2 separate regions of the Homo sapiens genome follow, and region 2 is linked to region 1. A link is an interaction called in ENCODE POLR2A ChIA-PET data of the cell type or tissue named here. Cell type or tissue: MCF 10A. All regions are shown on one strand. Links, peaks and the distances in the headings refer to the core of each region. The heading gives the core; the rest is flanking DNA. Region 1 has its middle 6.0 kb from the start of UBE2Q2. Region 2 overlaps FBXO22 (F-box protein 22).

What was found. Peaks named below come from ENCODE experiments on the same cell type or tissue, not always from the same donor. Only the 100,000 strongest peaks of a DNase experiment are listed, where the experiment ranks them.
Region 2: POLR2A ChIA-PET joins it to region 1 with 5 read pairs; 10 of 35 experiments call an interaction of 5 or more read pairs at or near these places.

What each region holds. Positions count from the first base shown.
Region 1 is chr15:75,835,197-75,839,596 of GRCh38, reverse strand. No RefSeq gene overlaps it. Among named protein-coding and RNA genes, the nearest start is that of UBE2Q2, 6.0 kb to the left of the region's middle. In MCF 10A, for the core only: no CTCF peak of the experiment used is centred there; a DNase peak (open chromatin) is centred at 2,476.
Region 2 is chr15:75,927,029-75,931,428 of GRCh38, reverse strand. FBXO22 (F-box protein 22) reads right to left here. Exons shown (of 7, transcript NM_147188.3): 6 at 1,380-1,545. Among named protein-coding and RNA genes, the nearest start is that of FBXO22, 25 kb to the right of the region's middle. In MCF 10A, for the core only: CTCF peaks have their summits at 2,022 and 2,560; a DNase peak (open chromatin) is centred at 2,608.

The DNA of each region.
Region 1 (4,400 bases), core at 299-4,298:
AACAAAAAAAAAAACAAAAAAAGAAAGATTAATCTGGCATTCATATATAAAATGGATTATAGTGGGCTTAGAAGTATGCAGCCACCGAAAAGAAGCAAGAGACCTGGATTCTACATCTGGCCTGCCATTAATTCAATGGGGCAAGTCATACTCAGCTCTGAGGCTCCTTAGCTGCAAACAATGAAGAGCCTTTGAATCAGTCTGAGTCAAGAGTGAAAAAAATTGAAGTACGGGAAATGGCAGTAGAAAGAACCACACTAGGGAATCAGTGTGGAGTAGAACTGCTAGATCTTAGAAATGACGGGAGGATAGAAGGAGAGAGGGGAAATTTGTTTAAAGTAACACTTTGAAATTTCTAGAGCAGATGGCAGGGAGGGAGTGATGCCATTGACACATCAAGAAAAAGATGTTGAATTTGGTGTGCTGATGGAACGTAGGTAGAGAGTTTGTATCTTAAGTTTGAAGTTTATGAGGGAAGTCAGAGCAAAGGACACATAATTGGGTCAGCCACACAGGTGGGTGATGGTGGAAGCCATGCCATAGGTGTGATCATTGAGTCACAAGGGAGGGAAGACAACCTGGGATGTTGAAGGGACCCTGAGGAAGGCTCACCATTGGTGCTTGAGTGGGAAAAGAGTCATTTGAAGAAGTCAGAGGATGACTCATGTTGAATTTTTATGGAAGGGACAAGTTAGTTCAGGACCAAGAAAAGGCCATAGGCTTTAGGGATTAGAAGGTCAGTGGTGCTTCAGAGAAAACCATTGCAATAGCATGGTGGGCATGAGGTCAAAGTGATGTTAAAGTGAAGAGAATGTACCTAGTCTACTTTCTTGAAAAGTTTCAGGGTGTTGAGAAAGAGAAATGGAATAATGGTTTGCAATAGCAAAGCAAAGGGAAGCTTTTGTGTTTGGTTAGGTTTTTATTATAGGACAGACAGAGATGGACTCACTATGAAATAAGCTTCAGGGCCCCTCGCAGTTACACAGCCCCCTTCTAAGTAAGTATTAACTTTTCCCCCTTAATTTGATATTTGTAATTTTGTATTTTTTTTTGAAGAAGAAGAAGACTCCCAAGATTAAATAAGCTTTAGGCCCTGAAAACCCTGGATCTACCTCTAAGGAGAGAACCATTAACAGGCAATGAAGACTGGATACGAGAGAGGAGAAAAAGCATGCTACTGGGTCCTGGAAGGGAAGAGAAAACATGGGATAAAGAGTTACTCATAGAAAGGAATGCCCCCTCCATAGAGGATAGGGTTGGGGGAGAGAATTGGGGAAGACACAAAGAAATGTTGAGTTAGACTAGAGAGTTGTTGAGAGACCTCATACTGAATGGATAACATGAATTTCAGCAAAACAAGATTGGGGATTAGTACGATAGATAAAAACAGAAGCCAGAGGACAAAGAAGTACTAAAAAAAAAAAAATCTGCTTGAAAACTCTGATCTTGGAGTCTCATCTAGAAGTGCATAAAGGACCGTGAGACTAGGATGGGTTGGGAGGCTGGAAGTCTCCAGGAAGACAGAGCAGGTTCAGTGTGAAAGGAAATATGAGAGCTGCCACAGCCTGCACAGTGGAAGAATTTCAGACTTCAAGAACTTGAATGCATGCAGCCATAAACAAAGAACAAGATCATGTCTTTTGCAGGAACATGGATGGAGCTGGAGGCCATTATCCTTAGCAAACTAATGCAGGAACAGAAAACCAAATACCGCATGTTCCCACTTATAAGTGGGAGCTAAATGATAAGAACACATGGACACAAAGAAGGGAACAAAAGACACTGGGGTCTACTTGAGAGTGAAGGGTGGGAGGAGAAAGAGGAGCCAAAAATATAACTATTAGGTACTGGGTTTAATACCTGGGTGATGAAATAATCTGTACAATAAACCCTATGACATGAGTTTACCTATGTAACACACCTTCACATGTACTCCTGAACCTTAAATAAAAGATTTTTTTAAAAAAAGAACATGAATGTGGAAGAATGCCCAATTATATGTTCCATGCTATTCTGGTCTAACATATTCTTTAAGGCCGTGTTCAAATGCCATCTCCTTCAGTGAGCCTTCCCTAGTCCCCTATATTGAATTTTAGTCCCTCCTTTTCCTGAATTTCCCAGTACCTTGTCTATTACAGCACTTATTTAACTCTGCCTTTGTTATGACTAGCTGGTTTCTCATTTGTCTCCTCTGCGAGATTATGAACAACTTGTCCTAATCCTCTTCATGTCTGTAGCACATAGCCTGGTTCCTGGGACATAGAAAGCACCCACTAAATGATCGTTACGTGAATATAGCCTACTGAAGGTGAAACCCATGTAACATCCTTACTTAGAAAGACTGCAAGTAAATTGTGAGAGAAGTGATCTAGTTTGACTAAAATGTCAGGGAAGTGGTGAGGACCTCTCCCTGTCTAAAGTGAGCACACATCAGCATGTGGCCACTAGGCCCAGACAACCACAGCACTACCCAGGAGGCACAGGAAACTGAGCCCATCCCTGTTGAAATGAACAAGTGACTCATTATTCAACTGCAGCCAACTCAGCCAGAAAGTTTTTCTAAGCTACAATTTTCACAAGTTTGGACTCTGGCTTATAACAAAACTCCTATCTTTGATTTTAGTTTTAGTTAGCAACACTCATCATTTCTCTCTTGCCTGTATTATAAAGGGCTTTCAGACCAAGATGTAAACACCTTGAAGTGGTATGAATTTGGGATATATGCATATGAATGTTATTCTGGGGAGAAGATCTAAAGCACCACTGTCCAATAGAACTTTCTGCAATGATGGAAAGGTTCTATGCCTGCCACAATATGGTAGCCACTAGCCTCAGGTGGTTACTGAGCACTTGAAAAGTGGTTAGTGTGACTAAGGAACTGAATTTTGTATATGTGCTGTCTAAGCAAGCACTGAGGAACTGAATTTTGATTTTATTTAATTGTAATTAATTTAAATTTAAGTAGCCACGTGTGACTGCTGCCTACCATATTGGATAGCACAACACTAGATAATTCTATCATTTTATAATAATATCACATAGAGCTTGATATAGCCATGTCCATCCTTCCTTACCCCTTGAGAGCAGTGACGAGATGTTACTAATTATATCCTCAGTGCTCAGCACATACTTGCCTGACACATACTCAGTTCATAATAAATGTTAAATGAATGAACAAAAAAATTTCACATTTTCTCTGAACTTAGTTTTCTCATTTCCAGAATACAGAGGGTGTGTTCTGAGATTTCTTCTGGCTCAAAAAAAAAAATTCTCTTTAAAAATATTTGTTTGTTCAACACATATTTGTTGAACACCTGCTATGTCCTAAACTACTACTTCTTTGTAGCAACCTAGGAAACCATCATTATGCCCCTAAATAACTGAGTTTCAGAAAAGGGAAGTAATTTGCTTTAGATTATGCAATAAATAACTGATAAAGCCAAAGTTTTAACCCAGGTCTGTCTGTTTCCACCAGTGCTGCTTCTATATAAATTACAATTTTTAATGTAAATATTATAGATAAATATAAAATAGCAAATAAATTAGCATTGAGTGGGCAGGGTGGCATAGGAACTTCACTGGATTGGAATATTTATCTTCCTCTTGGGAAGAGCCATGTTTCTACAGATAGAGTCTTGATTGTTGAGTGAGAGACATCAGCACTTTCAGGAAGATCACCTGGGCCACTGAGAAGGAAGGATGCTCCTCCAGAGTGGGAAGCCCTCCTGACTCCAGTGATGCTGATGATGGGGGCTGGGGGTATCAGCCTGGCGTCTACTGTGGTAAATTGCTAGGAACCTTTCAGAGCATTACATCCTCTCAGTCATCAGCATATGAAAGCCTCAAATGAAAGATTTTCTCCTCATCCTTCCAGTCACATTTATACAAAACATTCTTCTGGAATGTTTAAGGCTACAAACAAGTATACAAGTGTTTAAGAGGTACAAGTGAGAACATCTAGATCTTTCTAGATCTAAGTATAATATACCTTTTACCCAGTGACTTCAAATCTAAGCATGCGTCCTAGAGAACTAATTAAGCGTGCACATCAAGATTTAGTTACCAGAGTGAGGGCAAGAGTAAATAGCTATGAGGCAACTGGAAAATTTGAACATTAAATGTTTGATGATAATATGGAATTGTTGTTAAATTTTTTTAGATGTGACAATAGTATGGCTATTACTTTTTTTTTTTTTTTTTTTTGGAGATAGAGTCTCACTTTGTCACCCAGGCTGGAGTGCTATAGTGTGATCATGGTTCAATGTAGCCTCAACCTCCCAGGCTCAATTGATCCTCCCACCTCAGCCTCCCAAGTAGCTGGAACTATAGGCATATGTCACCATGCCCAGCTAATATTTTTTTGGCAGAGACAGGGTCTCACTATGTTGCCCAGGCTGGTC
Region 2 (4,400 bases), core at 158-4,157, 92 kb before region 1:
ATCTTCCTTTTGGGGCACTGGGTCAGTTGGGTTATCTGGACTTTATTAAAATGGAGCCCTCATTTACTCAATGGTTTCTCTTAACCACTGACAGAGTATGAAGACCACATTAAAATTAATGGGTCATGTGAAGAGTAATGATTGGGGTGGGGGGTGTTTCTCTTATTAGGTATAAAAAGTAGATGATATACAAATAGCTACACTTACAAGCTAGCACCTCAGATGTTATAAGTCTGAGTGAGGTATCTGCATTTCAAAGGTAAACTGTATGTTGAATCACCATTGCCCTATCCGTACACAATTTAAGTTAATAGCAAAGACACAGGAAAAATTAGGCAAGAGGGGAAATAACTTAGATAGCCACCAAGAATTCAGTGTATGTATGCACAAAATCCAGTGTTTGATATCCTGCCTGGGATTCAACGTACTTGGCCTTCCTCTCTTCCTCCTCCCTGGCAGTCCAGGGACCTCAACTTTAGCTATTTTCCCAGATCTAGCTCATAGAGATAACCAGAAGAGAGACTATAACTAGGATGACTTACATTATTCTTATAGATACTGATCTGCAACAGTCTGTCCCCATGTCACCACTCTAGGATGCAAATATTAAACAGAGTGGGAAACAAATAGTAGTGTTTACAAGCATTGAGGGTGGGGTAGGGTCTGATTTTCCTGCTGGAAACAAATGATATTTATGTCCACCTAATTGTTTCAAACTCAAAATGATATGTATTTTCATTCAAGATGGAAAGGAAGTAATGGCTCCCAAGACAGAAGAGCAAATATTTTTATCTTTGAAAGCAAAAGCCTTAGTAACAAAAAAGATCCACAATTTTTAAGCTTGAAAAAGCCTTTCAAAAGATCTAATACAGAATTTCCAAAAACCAGTACGACTTGCAAGACATTCTGTGGAAAAAAGTTTTGTGACCAAACACATTTGGGAACTGTCACAGGTAATGCTATTCTCCTTCCAGATTTCCACAGCACTGGGCATATTAGAAGCTCTGAGAAGTTTTGCCATAAAGATACACTCTAACCATGTGTTTCCTTTAAAGGAGGAAACTAGAAAGGAGGTGACACATTGAGGTCACACAGAGTACCACATCTGTCAAAGGAAAGATCAACAGGCAATGTCAAATTTTAAGGAGAATGTGACTCAAGGAAGTTCTTGAAGGACAATATATATAAAAATGTAATTATTCAACCGTAAGCAGAATTATGTTCAGTAAGCCCCTTAGCCAATGTCTACTACAAAATGGAATGAACTATTATCTTAATAATTCTTTAAACACGTTTTTTAAATTGTTAACCCCAAAGTGACAAAACCTGAGACCATTTCCCTTCATTCACAGACGAAATCAGAAGCACACAAGACATACTTTTCAGAAGTCAGTGATGACAGGTTGTCCACCTGGCCTCCAGCCAAGATGATATTCATATCACTGAAAGTGCTGACTACTTGCTGCAGATAATTACTGGCTCCCACCTTACAGCAATTATAACCAAAGACAAGGACCACACGAAGTTCAGGGTTATCTAAAAGACCTGCAGAGAAATGAAGAGCAACAGTTAAAGACAGCCTTAAAACAGAAATTATTTTATACATGCTGCAAAATGAAATGTTACTGACTTGCACTCCACCTTAAGGGCAATTTAGTGGCTTAAGCTATCAAATTTTCCATTTTTTATTTTTTATCTTATTTTATATCCTCTTCGATCTCTGTATCAAGTTTTCCATTTTTTACAAACATTATGCAAAATCTTAATTATTTTTTCTATTAAAAAAACTAAATGGCTATTTGTGTTAATAAATAATGCAATCAACACAAATAATGAAGCAGCTATGTACTGAGCAGCAACTCTTGGTAGACCAAGGTGCAAGCTGGCTCTCAGTAGGGAACAAAAAAAAAAAAACACTGGTTTACACAGAGCTGTGCTAGCAGCAGTGAGAATTTACAGATTTTTTATTTTTTAAAGGAGAGAAAAGGCGCTAACCACTTATAGTGTGGTGAACAGTGCCCCCTGCCCATGCCAAAGGTATATCCACATCAAACCTCTGGAACCTATGCATGTAAGCTTATTTGGAAAAAGGATCTTTAAAAAAAATTTTTTTTTTTTTGGTAGAGATGGGGTCTCGCTATGTTAGTAAGGATCTTAAGATTAAATCATCTGGTCTATCCACGTGGGCTCTAAATCCAATGACAGTGTCCTCATAATGAAAGATGTACAAAGGAGAGACAGAGAAGAAAAGGCAGTGTGACCACAGAAGCAGAAACTGGAGCGGTAGGAAGAGAAAAAGAACAGACTCTCCCCTACAGCCTCCCAAGGTAGCACTACCCCTACTGCCATCTCAATTTCAGACTTCTGGCCTCCTGAACTGTGCAGAATAAATTTCTCGTTTTATGTCACCAAATTTGGGGTACTTTGTTACAGCAGCCTAAGAAACTACTACATCACTGAAATACAGGCTTTATTCACCTCCTCCACGGAAGCAGGTGAGAGTAAAGGCGAATTAGCCTTTGAAAGTTCCTTGCAAAGCAGGAAAATGTTCAATTCTGTGACACAGGAACTAAAAGCTGCTACCGCTAGGAGGTGGCAGAGTGTAACAGAGACAGCCTACTTGCTCTGCCCACAGCTCCCAGGTTTCACTGGAGCCTCTGGCAGCTTGTTTATAGACTATCAATTTGATTTTTTTTTTAAGTTCAGGGATACATGTTCAGGTTTGTTCCACAGGCAAACGTGTGTCATGGGGGTTTGTTGTGCAGATTATTTCATCACCCAGGTAATAAGCCCATTCTCCATTAGTTATTTTTCCTGATCCTCTCCTTCCTCACACCCTCCACCCTCTGGTAGGCCCCAGTGTCTGTTGTGCCCCTCTTTGCGTCGATGTATTCTCATCATTTAGCTCCCACTTATAAATGAGAACATGCAGTATTTGGTTTTCTGTTTCTGTGTTAGTTTGCTAATGATAATGGCCTCCAGCTCCATCCATGTCCCTGCAAAGGACGTGATCTCATTCTTTTTTATGGCTGCATATGTACTACATTTTCTTTATCCAGTTTATCACTGATGGGCATTCAGGTTGATTCCATGTCTTTGCTACTGTGAATAGTGCTGCAATGAACATACATGTGCATGTGTCTTTATAACAGAATAATTTATATTCCTTTGAATATATACCCAGTAATAGGACTGCTGGGTCAAATGGTATTTCTGTCTTTAGGTCTTTGAGGAATCACCACACTATCTTCCACAATGGCTGAACTAATTTACACTCCCACCGACAGTGTATAAGTGTTCCTTTTTCTCCACAAACTTGCCAGCATCTGTTATTTTTTGACTTTTTAATAGCCATTCTGCCTAGTATGGGATACGATCTCATTGTGGTTTTGATTTGCATTTCTCTAATGATCAGTGATGTGGAGCTTTTTTTCCTATGATTGTTGGCCGCATGTATGTCTTCTGCCAGCATTACCAAACGGGTGCTTTGGGGACAGGAAAATGAATCTAATACCTAACACACTTGTGTTTCCATTTGATTTGACCACATGACTTCCACCTTGACAAACCTAAGGTGGTTACCAGAAAGGAGAGTTACTTAAGGAAACAAAGGGTATGCAGATGCGTGAATGACCAATTACTAACACCAAATAATGACCTATTCTGGGAAACTGCCTCTGGTCCATTTCCAATTCTCTACACAGTAAATTACTGACTTGGACAGTAAAAAGAATATTACTTTCATGACATCATATACCCCAAACCATTGCTAAAGCATCTTTTTTCCCTTATAGACTAGCCCACGAAATTTTAAGAGAATATATTTTCTTCTTTAGAACAAAGTTTCAGAGTTGGGAGAGGCCTGTGAGATCAAGTCTAGAGTTTTATTTTACAAACAAGGACTGCCAATGCCAGAGAAGTGACTACTACCCCAGGACAATATAATGACAGACTCTACATTAAAACCCACATCTCCTGACACTCAGGGCTTTAGCTTTTAGAAACCTCATGACTTCTAAATCTCAACCTTTCCTCCTGTTTTCTAAGCTCTAGATGCTCTTTTACAACATCCACTAAACATCCTACCTGAATATTCTAAAGGCAACCACTCCCATTCATTTAACAAACACATACCCAATGTAAAGGAAAATTTTAAAAAAATCTCAGGACCTCCAAACTCCTTATGCCAAAGGGAAAGTTTAGCCTAGAGGCTGAGTCAAGCGAAGCACCATCCTCTCTCCAAATTAATATTGCTACTTCACAACCCTGTGTCAGAGCATTATACATTAGCCAGACCTACCGCCTCACACCCCTCCCCCCGACCAGGAAAGGCAAAAGGCTTTAGGCATCTCCAGATGACTGCTCCCACAAATCATTCATAAGGAAAATCTTTGCTGGCC